3 separate regions of the Mus musculus genome follow, and regions 2 and 3 are each linked to region 1. The links are chromatin loops, found by intact Hi-C in ENCODE. Cell type or tissue: left cerebral cortex. All regions are shown on one strand.

Region 1 (5,000 bases):
AGTTAGGGGTCAGCTTGGGCTACCTGGGACCTTTTTATAAAACAAAACAACTCCATAAATTCAAAACTGTGGTTAAATAGAATTAAGCATTGGCAGCTATGGTTCACAGAAGACAAGTATATAACACCATTCTAACTGCAAAGAGAGACTGTGGTATCCCTTTGCCTAGGGAATGATTCTTCCCTAGTCTGTCTTTGCAAAGAATCCATGTTCCCCATCAGGTAACCACACATTTTAAGAGCCCCAGCTCCTACAATGTACTGAACATGCTAGGCATCGTGAAGATGCCACAGAGTAGGCAGAGGAGATGAGGTCCCGCCCACAAGGAGTTTCCAACTAGCACTGTTCAGGGTTCATTTCTCATACAGAGTATCAGTTCATCTTGATTTGTTTATTATGCACGTATTAACCCCTTCTCAGAGAAGGCTGTTAGTTCTTAAACGGTCACTACCTCTTAAATGGGGGCATACATTCTACCCAGTAGGAAATCAAAGGGCATGCAGGAGTTCATACCCCTGTTGACAGAACCAAGATGTGAATCTGTGGCAACTGGGATGGTGCAAGGTCTGTGAGGATCAGGGGCAGGTACAGTTCTATTAGCATTATAACTCCTTTCCTCTGGGCACCATGGAAGGTGCTTTATTTATTTATTTGTTTATTTTTATTTTTTAATTTTTTTGAGATGAAGTCTCTTTATGATGTTACCCCAGCTGTCCTGGAAATCACTCTGTAGACCAGGCTGGACTTGAATTTACCTCCTCCTGTTTCTGCCTCCTGATTGCTGTGACTAAAGCTGTGTGCTACCATGCCTGGCTGGTGTGAGTGCTTTTAAAAAACACCTGTTTCTGCCTCAAGAAGAGTGAGGCAGGGAGGAACATAACTCCTGTGGGCTGTGATAACCAGATAGTGTTTAATCAAATGCAAAATACCAGAGGACAGGTGCAGCCCCTTTCCCCTCTGTTCTCTGCGTGAAGCTGGGACTCTGAGGCCCAAGGGATGCCTAGAAGCAGGCTGGACACCTGGTGGTCTACATTCCAGTTCTCATAGGGTCCAGACTAGATTCACTTCACTATCTTGGCTGCTCAGGTCTTCCCAAATAGAACGCTCCTGTTTCTCTGTTTCTCAGAAGGTCAAGGTTGAAGAATCTGCCTTCTGATTTTTTTTTTTTTTTTTTTTTTTTTTTTTGCCAAGTTGCTCCCACTTCCTGCCACACTGCTCCCCTCTCTCTGCCCGGTGAAACCCAACCATCCATCAAAGCCCAGCTCAAGTGTCACCTCTTCCTTTGGTCAGAATCAGTCTTTCCCTCCCTAGCATGCCTTGGTTTGGTACTGTCTGTCATTACTTCTAGGTGCAGTAGATAGAGCTCTTTGGTTTCCTCTCGTGAGCCTGGGCACAGTAGCAGTATTCGTGGTAATTTGTAACTCCTTTCAGATCAGGACTTGTGATGACAGCTGCCAGATGGGCTCACCTTATGTCCCACCCTCTTTGGGACTTTACCCATGATCTCATTTAATCGCCAGGCAAGTCTCGGTAGACAGGTACCCGTAGTATCTTCCTGTTACACAGGAGCATAGAGTGGTCAAGAGAGGTGAGGCATCTCTCTCCAAGTCACACAACCAGGATTACACAGTTAGTATATAGCACAGCTGGGCTTGCCATATGCCACAGCTGGGGCTCTAATCACTGGACCAGCTTCTGTGCAGGCTCTCTGACTTCCTGGCCCAGCGTCTGGGGAGAGAACAGAATACATGGTGTGCTTCCAATAGTTTCGGGGGGTTCACCCACACCCTCCCCCAAAGCCCACCCACGGGCCAGGCTTCACCAGATTGCGGTCTAGAAGCAAGCACGACTGTGACCTGGGCAAGAGGCACGCTCAAGCCAGAGCCAGGGAGGGAGTCCCAGGCTGAAGAGTCCCTACTGACCCATCCATACTAGCTCGTGGCTCTGGAACAGTGGAGCAGCGTCCCGGGTCCCGAGTCCCAGGAATGTGGGAGGGCTAGGCGGACAGGGAGGGGGCGCTTCCTCCGGCCGCGGGAGGGGAGACGCCAGAGCGTGCACCGGGCTCGCCACCGCCCACTCCCCGCCCGCCGCCAGCTCGCTGGGGGCGGGGGCCGCGGCGAGAGGGCGGCGAGGGGCCGCGGAGCACGGCAGCGGCCGGCCCGCCCGAGCGGGAGGAAGCGATGAATATTCAGAGGGGGAGGGGAAGAGAGGGGGCCGAGCGCTCGGCGCGGCTCCCTGCAGCCGGAGCCGCATGACGCGCGGAGGAGGCAGAGGGAGCAGCCGGGGCCGCGGGAGCCGGGAGCTGGGAGCCACGCGCGGAGGGTGGGCGCCGCTCGCTCCGCCCCGCGAAGCCCCTGCGAGTCTAAGGCCGCGGCCGCTCCGCGCCAGGCGCGCTAGGCTCCGCCGTGTGGCCGCCGCCGCCGCCGCTGCCATGTCCCCGGGGAAGCCCGGGGCGGGCGGAGCGGGGACTAGGCGGACCGGCTGGCGGAGAAGGAGGCGGAGGCGTCGGCTGGAGACGGAGACGAGGGCGCCCGGCTTCGGGCACACGGCGGGGCGCGTCCCGGGCACGTTCCAGGGCGCGCAGGGCATGAAGCCCGCGGCGCGGGAGACGCGGACACCCCCGCGCTCGCCCGGGCTCCGCTGGGCGCTGCTGCCGCTGCTGCTGTTGCTACGCCAGGGCCAGGTAAGCTCTCGAGTGGGCCTGGGCGTGTGGTAGGAAGACGCGGGCCGAATTGGCATCGCCTGCACCTGCCCGGGTGTCACCCGTTCCAGGAACACCCGGCGAGGGTCTGAGAGATCGTGGTCCTGGGAGCCTTCCTCCTGGAGGAGGCTGGCAGGGATCTTGGCCAGCCTCCTGCTCCCGCCACTCAGCCCCTTCCCTGGCTCCCGGGTGCCAGGGGAAGGGCAGGATTCCGGGGTCCCCAGGGTGTCCCCCGCCGTGCCCGTTGACTCTTCCATAGAAGCTCCCGCATGGGCTGCAGGCGGCGGTGGCCCGGCCTTTCCCGGAGCTGGTCACGTCTGGCCAGCGCGGGCCCTGCTTGCGCGCCCGAAGCGGCCGGAGGGGGCGTGTTTGCGGAGGGCTGTGGATGCGGAGCAGGGACGGCCTGGCTGAGCCGAGGCCGACCTACGACCCGGCCTGGAGGGGCACGAGGGCTTGGACAGAAGGGCAGTGGCGGTGGCCGGGTGCTTGGGGACAGGCCCTGGCGCTGGGCGGTGGGCGAAGCGCCGGACTCAGAACCGAGGGCGCTTTTTGTGGGGGAAAGTTCCCAGCCTTGCCAAGGTGGCCGCTCAAAGGCGTCCCTTGAGGCTGCTGGCTCTGTTCTCATCATCGCTCCTGAGATAGTGCTGGCTTTTCTGGGTGTGCATTCGTGCTTTGTGGGCGCTAGCTATACCCCTCCCCTCCAGACTTTTCTTTTCTTTCTTTTTTTTTTTTCCTTGCTTCACTTTTTTTTTTCCGATAATGGTGGGACTCGAATTTTGGATCTTTTCTCTCAGTGGTATTTTCATGGCAGGGGATGTGATGCAAGGCAGCTGGGGGGACATTCCCATTTTGCAGATAGGGAACTGAGGGAGAGAAGTGAAAGAGTGGAATCACCCAGCTGGTGCTGCGGGAGCTGAGCAAGCGAGTTCTGCCTCACAGCCTTCTGGGAACTGGCTGTGGTCTTGAACTCTGCAGCTGAAAGTGGCCTGGAGGATGCTCTTGTCTTGCTTTTTGCTAATGAAAGTCTCACTTGCTTTATAGGTACCAGCTCTAAACAGACAGTGAGACACAAATGAAGCATAGGCTGGGGATGGAAACTGACTTTGAGAGAAAGCTTTGCACACACACAGACACGGGAGGGAGGGAGGGAGGGAGGGAGAGAGAGAGGGAGAGAGGGAGAGAGAGAGAGAGAGAGAGAGAGAGAGAGAGAGAGAGAGAGAGAGAGAGAGAATGAGAATATGAATTGTTCTAGAGGAAACATAGGCACTGGGGCAGCAGAGCAGGCGGGCAGAAGAAGGGAGCCTGAGTCTGGGCCTGAACTAATTGTCAGCAAGGGTAACTTATAGTTTCTAAAGCAGGATTTGCACAGGACTCGTGGTGTTGTCCCCAGCAAATAATTCTTTACTGGACTGGGTAAGAGCTGAGTCTGAAGAAGAACCAGAGTTGATTTTGCCCCTTTTCCCCAATTCCATCTTTAGCAAAAAGCATCTGCAGGAATGGGGGAGGGGACACACCATTTCATAGTAGAATTGTTTGAATGGCTTCCATTGAAGAGTGAAAGAATTTTGTAAATATATATTATATATGTACACCACTTTTCATATAAAGCCTTTTCAGATGGGATTGGGGATTTATTGGGGAACATTGTGGATGGGCTGTCTTCATCCTTTCCCTGTAGGAAATTCATGCACAGCAGTCTTTGACGTTAAAGAAAAAGAACTGCTTCTTATTTGAAGTTCCCCTTCTCCAAGAATTCGCTATGCAGACTAGGGTGGCTTCAAGCTCATTGAGATCTGTTTGCTTTTGTGTTCCATGTACAGGATGGTGTGGTCTTGAAATTCTCTTGAACTAAAATTTATATTATAGAAACATTTGAGCTACATTTCTCTTTAGTTTAATTTGATTATACATATGTATATGTATGTATCTGACTTTTGTTTCAACAATAGTAGAAGTTGCAAGCTGTGCTTTGAATCAGCAAAAAGTATCTTGGGTAAATTTATCTCTTGCCCAATCCTTCCTTGTGTTTCTTTAGCACATTGCTACCCTCCGCCTGCCTTGGGTTTGCTTATTTCCTTCCTCTAGTTTGTTCTGTAGAAACTCGAGAGTCCTGTCTTCATATTCTTGTTTTTGTATTTGTTACAAAATAGGAAATATAAAAGGTTTCATGAAGAAATATCTCCAAAAACAATCCTTTTCAGCAGTTTCATTTTGATATGGACTCTTGCAGGGGATCGGCACCTTCTCTCTCTCTCTCTCTCTCCCTCTCTCTGGTGCTGGGGATGGAACCCAGGGTAGG
Region 2 (5,000 bases), 99 kb before region 1:
CAACAGAGGAAAGAAAAATAAAGTTATGAATGAATCTAGGCTTTTCTATTCATAAGAGTAAAAGTTCTAAAAATCTATTGATCCTTACTGGGGGACAGGTAACCTAGCAGGAAATAGCTTAAAGCAACATAAAAGAAAACAGCAAGCGCATTTTGTGTTGCTATTCTAAGAAAAAAAAAAAAAAAAAGGACAAAAATTACTCATGGCAGGTCATACAATTTAAGAAATAACAATACATACTGTGGTTGATTATTAAGAATGGTTCCCATAGATTCATATATTTGAAAGCTTAGGGAGTGGTGTTAGAAGGTGTAGCCTGTTGGAAGAACTGCCACTGGACTCAGCTTTGAGGTTTCAGAAGATTGAGCCAGACCCAGTGGCTCACTCCTTCATTCTGCGGTCTGCTGATCCAGATGTAGAATTCTCAGCCACCTCTCTAGCACTACGTCTGTCTGTGTGTCCCCCTGCTTCCCACCAAGATGATCATGAACCAACCATATGAACCTGTAAGCAAGCCTCAATTAAATGCTTCCCTTTATAAGAAGTGCTGTGGCCATGGTGTCTCTTCACAGTAATAGAAACCCTAAGACACATAACATACTATGCTTAAACAAGGCCAGACCTCACAGGATTTGAGAAGATTTCTCCAAGGTACCAGAGTCTCTTTCTATCACGTTACCAACCTCTGCATCCTTGTCCCCAAAACCAGGTCTCCTTCAGTTAAAGTACAGATCTTGGCTTTCTCAGAGTGGAATTCTTTATGCATCTACTGTCCTCCTTTCATTCTTTCTTTGATGCTCACATTCTTGGTACCCTGGATTCCCTCCTAACCCAGCTCTCAAGGTCTGTCTGTCTATTCCCTTCCATGGTGTCTACTTGATCCTCTTTGTCCATGCTTAGCTAACTTTTTTGATCCTTCGGATCTCAGTTTAACTGACTTTCAATACCCTCCTCTTTCCTCCCAATACCATCTGATTGTCCCATTAGCTTCTTGTAGTCCCTAGACTTTTCTCTGGGGCATGAAAATCTGTATTTATATATCTATGTTATATCATTAGTTTAATATCCTTTGTGTGTGAAATTGGCACAACACAAGTGGCACCCACTATATATGTCTACTATTATACTGCTACAATATCTTGCATCATTTCCTAGTACTCAGCACCAAGTGTGACATGTATAAGCTTAATCTCATCAACAGAATTAAGGTTGAAAGACCATAATGACATTTTGAATCAATGGCTAAAATGGGTCTTCAGTGTTGTATCTCAACTATACTCTTTTAGTTTTTATCCAGGTACGAGAATACTTCTAGAACTGATTCTGACATGAACACGAGACACCGGTTCTCTGCTTGTGTGAGGATTACGGCTAGACGTAGTAACTTGGAACAGGCACAGATATTTACACATTAGACAACCCTCCATCTCTGTAGGGGGAAGGGAAAACGCAGCACTTACCAATGAATGAACCTGTTCCTGGTGATGGAGAACAACTTGCCACTTTCCACATAATAGAAGCCACCAGCGCTCTCACTGTACTTCACCGTTCCAAACGCGGCACTTGCAGTCCCTACAAAATGAATGTGGTGGGCTTGCATGCGCGGTTCTCTGGGGGATGACAGGCACTGAAGAGTGCCGAGGAGCAGAGTGCAAGGGACTGACAGTGCATACAATAGTGAGTGGAAAAGGGAGGAAGAAGTCAGGCACAGGACAAGATGTGATGATGCACAGGCTTCAGGCATGTGGACTTGGATCCACCAGGGGAGACCAAAGGCCTACTTGGGGAGCCCGAGGGAAAGCAGTGGCTCCCATTCTCCCAAGCCCTTTCCGTACCAATGTCGCAGACTGTGAATTCCCGAAAGTGCCTGGGCCTTTCGCGTTCAGCTCCGCTCAGTTCCACGAAGCTCCGTTCCAGGGATCCCGCCGCCGCCATCTTCCCGCCGTCGCCGTGAGGCCTGACGGGACAAGGGCGGGTCACGTCGGCTCGTCACTTCCGGGGGTGTGGCGCGAGGCGGGGATATGTGTGTGCGCGATTTTGGCTGCCTGAGGACCGCGGGTCGGAGGCTCATCTGCGGCTTTTCACCGCGAGAATGAGGCTGAGGCGGGAAGAAGATGCCTTGACTCGCGGTCACTTCGGAGCGGCCGGAGACGGGCGGCGGCTGCGGCGGCGGCGCCCTTTTCCCGACGGCCTCGAGCAGGGGCGGGGCTGTGCGTGTTTTCATTTTGAAAAGCGGGCGCGGGCGGGGAAGAGGCCTGACGGGCACACTCCCAGCTTGCGGGAACCTTCCCCTCCGTTAGAGCGTTGGCGTGTAAGTTGTTATCCAGCCTCTTCATCGTTCAGCGAAACAAGGAGGAAAAGTAAAAGGAAGGAGGGATTCTTTGTGTTGGCATTTTTGCGAAACTTTTTCTTTACACACCCGCATACACATGTATGTGTTGAGATGTCAGCTCAGGTTGGCCTCGAACTCTGATCCTCCCGCCCCAGCCTCCGGAGTACTAGGATTACAGACACTTGCCACTCTGAGCGACACGGGTCGGATGCGTTGAATTAAATATTAATGCCCCAACCTTCTTGAAGTTATCGAAAATACAGTACAGTTTGCAAACGTGCAAGGAATTGTTTGTGAATTTCTTTCTGGGATCGGTCAGTATTCTCTGGAGGTTGAAGATTGATCATTCAGAGCCAGTTTGGGGCTACATAGTGAGACTTTGTAAATGAATGAGTAAATAAATTAAACTACAACTTCAGGCTTACAGCTGAACATGTTCGTTGGCAACTCCATCAGAATCACAACATTGCGAAGTTCCATAATTCTGCCCCAGCAATTGCATTTCCCTTGACCATTTATTGCCTTAATGACTATTTCGTGATTGTCACTGCCCACACCTCTCTTCAGATGCACCAGAAGAGGGCGCTAGATTTCATTACGGATGGTTGTGAGCCACCATGTGGTTGCTGGGATTTGAACTCAGGACCTTGGGAAGAGCAGTCGGTGCTCTTAACCGCTGAGCCATGTCTCCAGCCCTCACCCCCACTCATTCTTAGCTTACTCTGAAGTCGGCCGAGTGGGCATAGTGGCACACTGACAGCAGCTTTTGGAAGCAAGTAGATCAGGAGTTCAAGATTATCCTCCAATTTATGTCAAGATCAAGGCCAGCCTGAGGCTGCCTAAAACCCTGGCTCAAATCAAACAAAAAGCAGCTTTTAATCCCAGCACTCAGGAGGCAGAGGTAGGTGGGTTTCTGTGAGTTAAAGGCCAGCCTGCATTACAGAGTGAGTTCCAGGACAACCAGGGCAACAGAAACTGTCTTGACGTCCCCATTCCTCACAAAAGAAGACAACTTGCCCTGCAACCATATTTTCCTACCAGCAATTATAGCCTTATGCTTCTGTTTCTGTACATTGAACTGTGTCTGAACTTATAGAGAGACACCCTCCCTACCTTGACCTTCGGTCTATTCCTCATTTTAGCATCTTTAATTTTTCCATTTTTACTAAATTACTCCTCTAAATCTCACTAAGATAAAGTCTCCCCTAGAGCCCTGCTAACCCCTGTCCTTCTGTACTTGGCAAAAAGGGAGTTATGTCTGCACTCAGTGGATGCATCTCAGTGGATCAAGATGAAGCCTAAGGTCCTGGTCCCTTGCTTCCATCTAGGTCCATCCTGGTCAATTTCAGTTCAGTTTTCTCTGCCTAATCCTGCTTTCTTCACTCCCCTAGCAATGCTGTTCTGTGAGCACACTGTGTGCTCCTTCCTGTGTGTAAATCTCTGCTTCAGAGACTTTTTTTTTGAGAGGGAAGCTCACACACACACACACACACACACACACACACACACACAATTTAAAAAATATTTTTTTAAAAGATTACCTGTTGTGCGGCTTGGTGGCACACATCTTGAACCCCAGCACACAGGAGGCAAATGCAGGTAGATCTCTGAATTTAAGGCCAGCCTGGTCTAGGTGAATGAGATATGTTTTGGGGAACTTGTTGTTAGTGTCATTTCCCCCACATATTCAAAATCTCTATCAAGGCAGAAAGAATGCAAGATGAACGGGAAGGTGTGCTGTAACGACACTGCCTCCTGGACACAGCATGGTGGCTGCTCTCGTGAGATCATAACTGTGGTTACCTACACAAAAGACAGGGCCTGTCAACATTCCGTGGTGGGGGTTGGACTTTGAGGCCCCATCGCTCCCCGAGGAGCCGTAGGTAAAGTCAGTGGCTGCTGTGAGGGAGGAGTAATTTTCTCCAGTGGTGTATTTGCTGGTTAGTTGCCGGTGCTCCTATAAATAAGACTCCCTCCCATGCTCATTCAAGCAACTCTAATTAAACCCAGTGGGTCACAGATAGAAAAGACATGAAAGTGGAAGAGGAACTAGTTGGGAAGAAGGGCAAAGGAGGGTGATGGGGGGTCCATGATGAAGCTGGGAATAGTGGCCCACACCTGTCATCCTGGGTGCTTGGAGGGTGGAGGCATTCTAGGCTAGTCTCAGCAACATAGTAAGTGTGAGGCCTGCCTAGGTTACATCAAACCCTGTCTCACAGACGTAGGCAGAAGATTTTATTAGAGTGTGTGTTTGCTTTTTTATTAATGTTATTATTCATTTTACAAATGATGGACATCATATGACATTTTCATACATGTACTTTAGCCTACTTTGTTCACATTCACCTGTTAGCAAATCTTGTCCTCCCTTTCCCTCTTACTGTTCCCCTTCCTCTTCCCAAATAATAGTCCTCCCCTCCCCTTTTATGTCATGTATACATATATTTAAATCTAGATTTTGCATTTTTGTGCCTTCCTTTATTAATAATAATGATGATCCCCAACGTAACCATTTTCATTCAAACGATATGATTTTCTTCTTGTTTATGGCTGAATAGAACTTGAGATGTGATGTTTTCCAAGCTTCAAGCTGTCTTTGACCTTTGGTTCATGTTACAGTAAATTCAAGGTGAATTGCAGTAAGTTAACAGTAACACTTTACATTGCC
Region 3 (5,000 bases), 52 kb before region 1:
TGGATATGCATGATGCATCTTGCCTCCTCTGCATTCTCTCTCCTCCTTTTAAGACAGTGACAGTATGACTAAACCCTATTCTGCACCTTGCTTTTCTAGTTACTATATCCTGGGGAACCATCCTATATTGCTTCACAGGGAGGATTCATTTTCAAGATGTGCATAGCATCCTCAGTGCACAAAAGTACCATCAGTGTTGTAGTCAAGTATGGTAGGTACCATCTCCCATTATCACTCAAAGTCCCCCAGAAAGGACCAGAGTTTGGTTTCTACACCCACGTCAAGCAGTTAACAACCACCTGTAACTACAGCTCCAGGGGGAACAGATGCCTCTGGCTTCTGAAGGACACTCACATTCACATATCTGCGTGCACATACATGTGTGCACATGCACGTATGCACACACACACTGGCACATAGTTAAAAAAAACAACAAAAATGTTTTTAAATAGTCTCTCTGGGTAGCAGAGTGTGTACATTTGATACATACTATCGTTCAGCTCTGCAAATTTTGGCAATGTGCATCCAATACCCACTTTATGCTAATACCGGAGACACAGCAGCGGCACTTTTGGGCCTGTCTTCTCAGGGGTACAGAATCCAAGTAGAAGAACTAAAAATTGAGAGAGCAGTCAAATGTGGAGGTGATGTGGAGCTTGGGATGCTCTGTCTCTGCTGTCCAGGATGACTCCTAGGTAATAAACATCTCTTGGGATAACCGAGCTGTCCTTGTGGGGATGGATGGTACCAAAGAAGCAGAGACAAACTCAGTCCTTTGGATTTGTGTGATTCTATCTTATTTATAGTTTGTTTGTTTGAGGCAGGGTCTCGCTGTGTAACTTTGGCTGTCCTGGAACTTGCTATGTAGATCAGGCTGGCTTTGACGTTGTAGAGTTCCTCTTGGCTCTGCCTCCTTAGTGCTGGCTAAAGGGTGTGCAATTTTCAGACATTTCAGACTCTCCTATCAGTTGGCTGCCTAAACAGCAGTACTCAGTTTTATAGGGGTGAGGAGTGTTTAGAGGCATCCCCTCTCTCCCTCTTGCCCTACCCTCTCTCTTGTTTTTACAAAGGAGCAAACACTTTTACTCTGATCTCAAGCAGGGATGCCCCTCATACTGTCTGAAGACAGATTTCAGAAAAGCAGCCTCGGGGTGGCCTGGGAGGTCTTGGTGCACATTCCTCAAGCGGACAGAACTCAGAGTCTTCCTCCTCTCCATGTGGCCAGCAGCCTTCAAACACTGCCTTGTAGGTGCCTACGGTGGTGGTAGCTCAGCCAAAGAGACCAGGTGACCATTTTTTCCTTCATTGCTCTCAACCGTGTGCTTCAGATGTATGAAGAACCCAACGGCTCTGTGTAGGGAATGCCTGACCAGAAATCTAAGTGTGTTGGTTAGGACTCTGCCTTTTATTAAGGGATGATTTTCAAAACTTTGACCTGTCAGTTCAGCAGCAGCACTGACAGAAGCCTCCCCTGGACCAGATGACTGTGTCTTCCACTCCCGCCAAAGCTCTCATACTTTGCTGCTTTGCTTTCTGCCTGCGAGACAGATTGGTCCCTATCAACCTTGGCTTTAAAATTATTCTTGGGGCTCAGTGAGGAATGCTTGGTGTGCAGACGTGGGTATCTGAGTTTGATCCCATATCCCTCATGTAAAAGGAGGGTACAGCGCTCATCTGTCACTCCAACACGTGTGGGGTGAGAGCAAGTGGACCTAGAGGGCTTGCTGGCTGCCAAACTTGTGAACCTCAGGTTCAGTTTGAGACCTAATCTCAGAAAGTAAGGTGTCGATAAAAAGGTGGTGAATGATTGAGGACACGTGTATCGTGGGCAACTGTGCCTGCACACAACCACACGCACACAGACACATGCACATATTTTCACCTTTCAAATCCCAGTTCAGATATGCCTTGGCCACGAATTCTTCCCTCTTCTAGGCTAAGTTAAGCCTTACGGTGAGTGAAAGCATCATACTTTTCCCCTGCTGGGTCTTCTGGAGCAGAAGCAGTTCTGTTCTGAGCGTGCACCATAAAGCCTTGTACAGTGCACACAGTTGAGTGCAGAGTCAAAACACCGTCCCTGACTTGCTCTGATGCTGTGCATAGAAATACATGCTGCAAAGTGAAGCGAAGGGAGATTAGCACGTTGTTGTTGCTTGAAGTTGTTCTAGCAGGTCCGTTTCCCACCCAAGTCGATACTGTCTTATTTTCTGTTTTGGGTCCCATTTTACTGGAATGATTAAACAAATGGGAAATCATCAGAAACCACAATAGAGCCTGACAAGGCAGAGGAAAAGGCAGAAATAAGCTTGTGGGGCTGCAGGGAGGGGGATAGAGGAACTGGGCAAGTCTTAGAGATGGGGTGGACCAGGCTAAACCTGGACCAAAAAGCAGATGCAAAACAAGAGCAGATGGCAGAATGTTCAGAGGAGCAGCTTCGTGAGAAGTTGAGCTGACTCCAAATAGCTTCACCCTGGGAACCACTCAGCTGCCCTAACTTGTAAGAGAAGGCAGACAGAAATTGTTCTAAAAGTGTTTTGTTGTTTTCCTGGAAAGAATACTGAACAGAAGAAATTCCAGCTTGTTCCTGCCTTCTCTGAGGGTTCTTTGGGACTGAGTGTGGCATTTCTCTCTCTGGTGAAAAGAAACCCACTGAGTGCTTTCTATCCCTGGGGCTGCTGGGAGAGGGGATGCTGGCCTCCCGAACTCTTCCTCTTGGTGGAGGAGACTGAACGTGCTGAGTCAGGTTCCCTAATGGGTTCAGAGGCAGGTCTAAGCGTGGAAAGCCTCCACGGCGCTGAACAGATCTGCGAGGAGCAAGAAGTCCTAGTACCCAAGGGAGGCACAAAACCACAAGTGGCCTAGGGAAGGAAAGGTTCCACGAAAGGAAAGGCAAGGAAACCTGCTTCCTCCTGGAGCTGCCGCCCGCCGCCTGCCACCGCCCCGGGCCGCTGCTCCTGCGAGCTTTTGTACCAATCCCCTCCATCAGGACCCATGGAGCCCATGTTGGTTCCATGTATTTCACGCTCTGTAGACCTGAAGCAGAGGGCGCTTCAAAGTGAGATGAAAACACACCCTGGCTCCTATAAAGTCTTTGTATGGACAGAGAATATAAAATATCTATGCCGTAACTTTTTTGATAACTGCATATTGTTCTGGTAGTATTTTTTAAAATACAGGTTTAAAGAAAAAATATGTTTTGCTGGGTATGGTACTACATATCTTTAATCCCAGCAGTGGGGGTAGGGTCAGGGGCAAAGGTGAAAAAGAAATCACTGTGGGTTGTAGGTCAGCCATGTTTACAAACTTAGTTCCAGTTAGGACTATATAGTGAGATCCTGTTTAAAGGAAGGAAAGAGAGAGATTTAAAGGAAAGAAAAAAAGTATGATGCTGTGTTGTGGGTTCAGAGTCAACCTTAAGTCTTGTTTTGTTTTGTTGCTATTGCTGTTTTGAGACAGGATCTCTTTATGTAGACCAGGCTGGTCTCCAACTCACATAGATCTCTCTGCCTCTGCCCGGAAAGTGCTGGAATTAAGGGAGCTTGCAGGTCAAGCCTTAAGTCTCATTCTTCAAGTAATGTCTGCTCTCTTACCCAGACCACATGCTTTACTAGCCTGGAGCTTTACTGATGAGGGTAGCTAGACTGGGTTGGCCAGTGAACTCTAAATCTACTTCTTCCCAGTGCTGGGATTACAGTTGCCTGCCGCTGCTCTTGGTTTTCTGTATGAGTTCTAGGAATTGAACTCAGGTTGTTACGTTTGCAAGGCAAGCTCTCTACTGACTGAACCATCTCTCCAGCCTAAGAAAATTTTATTTGTTTCTTTTCTAATTTTTTTTAACTTCCCTAAACTGTTATTAGCCATGTATTTTGCAAACATTACTTGTATTAGCAGTGGTGGAGCCGTTGGGAAATGCTGTACCTTCTCCAAATTGCTTGGCAGCATCCACCCGAATGTATCTGGTCAGCTGGTACCCTTCTCTAGGACCAGCAGTCCTGATGGCCTATGGTCTCCCTGTGCTTGTGGGATGGCTTGGTGATTTGCTTGCTGTCAGGATTTCTGCTGATAACGTTATGAATGGGTCAATGAGGAGAGGAATGCCAAGGAACCTGGATGTGGTATCTTCACCAACCCAGTAGGTATTCCTGACTCTCAGAGCCCCATAGAAAGATAGAAGAGTGGCTTCAGAGCCCCTGGAAATGGAGTTACAGGTGTCTGTGAACTGTCCAATAAGGGTGTTGGGAACCAAACTCAGATCTTCTGGAAGATCAGTATGTGCTCTTTATTGAGGAGCCATCTCTCCATTTAAAAAAAATGCATCATTTCTTTTATTCAATCATAAAAACCTAGGAGCCTATAGAAAGAAGGAGGGTCTGGCACATTTACTATGCCAAGACATGGGCCCACTAGCCTCTAGATTAGAGGACTCCTGAGTGAGAGGAGGTCAATGTCCTTTCTACATCTATTTTTAAAAAATCATGGTTTTTAGTGTATACATTTTCTGGGGGCTGGGGGCCTAGCCTGGAACAAACTAGAGTTTTATATTCATAGAAAAAAGAAACTCTCAGTGAGAAGTTAAACAAGAGACTGGGCAGATATCGACAAGAAGCGCTGGAGAGAAGACTCCTTACTTGTGTAAGAAGAACAGAATGTGGCTTTTGAATATGGTAGTCTGGGAAGGTTGCTCTGAGACCAGGACATTGAGGAAAGTAAGCCTTAGGGAAATGAGACAGTGAATTTCGAGGGACCCAAGAGGAATCGCTGCTGGGGTTCTCAGAGCAGCAGGCTCTGAGCCATAAAGGCTCTGACTTGCTTTGGGACATTAAGGAGGTCAGTGTCAGTTGGAGGTCAGAGGAGAGAAGAAGAAGCCAGGGACCAGAGGTGAGCAGACAAACTGGGGGCTTGCAGGCCATCCACCTGCCTTTGGGCACCATTCTGAGTGTCTTGGGGGCACTTGGAGAGGGATGGGCTGAGGTATGGTGACCTGACTGACTGTACCACAG

Evidence for each region. Hi-C counts contacts between places; a loop is a spot of excess contacts. Peaks named below come from ENCODE experiments on the same cell type or tissue, not always from the same donor. Only the 100,000 strongest peaks of a DNase experiment are listed, where the experiment ranks them.
Region 2: a loop joins it to region 1, with 4 times the contacts of the local background. A loop is called at or near these places in 23 of 42 quality-filtered maps.
Region 3: it touches region 1 in a loop (2.2-fold over the local background); 4 of 42 quality-filtered maps call a loop at or near these places.

What each region holds. Positions count from the first base shown.
Region 1 is chr2:90,577,839-90,582,838 of GRCm38, reverse strand. Ptprj (protein tyrosine phosphatase, receptor type, J) reads left to right here and starts at 2,244. Exons shown (of 24, transcript NM_008982.6): 1 at 2,244-2,683. The coding sequence starts at 2,588. Gm46752 reads right to left here and starts at 2,084. Exons shown (of 3, transcript XR_001783391.2): 1 at 1,923-2,084; 2 at 1,469-1,728. In left cerebral cortex, CTCF peaks have their summits at 2,406 and 3,039; DNase peaks (open chromatin) are centred at 3,055, 3,284, 3,607, 4,721 and 3 more places; H3K4me3 peaks cover 3,360 bases; H3K27ac peaks cover 2,859 bases.
Region 2 is chr2:90,676,344-90,681,343 of GRCm38, reverse strand. It overlaps Nup160 (nucleoporin 160), which reads right to left and starts at 4,129. Exons shown (of 37, transcript NM_021512.2): 1 at 3,874-4,129; 2 at 1,836-2,330; 3 at 1,461-1,572. The coding sequence starts at 1,935. In left cerebral cortex, a CTCF peak has its summit at 2,892 (motif pointing right); DNase peaks (open chromatin) are centred at 2,032, 2,194 and 2,789; H3K4me3 peaks cover 1,585 bases; H3K27ac peaks cover 842 bases.
Region 3 is chr2:90,629,924-90,634,923 of GRCm38, reverse strand. No RefSeq gene overlaps it. Among named protein-coding and RNA genes, the nearest start is that of Gm39870, 7.9 kb to the right of the region's middle. In left cerebral cortex, no CTCF peak of the experiment used is centred here; DNase peaks (open chromatin) are centred at 116 and 2,434.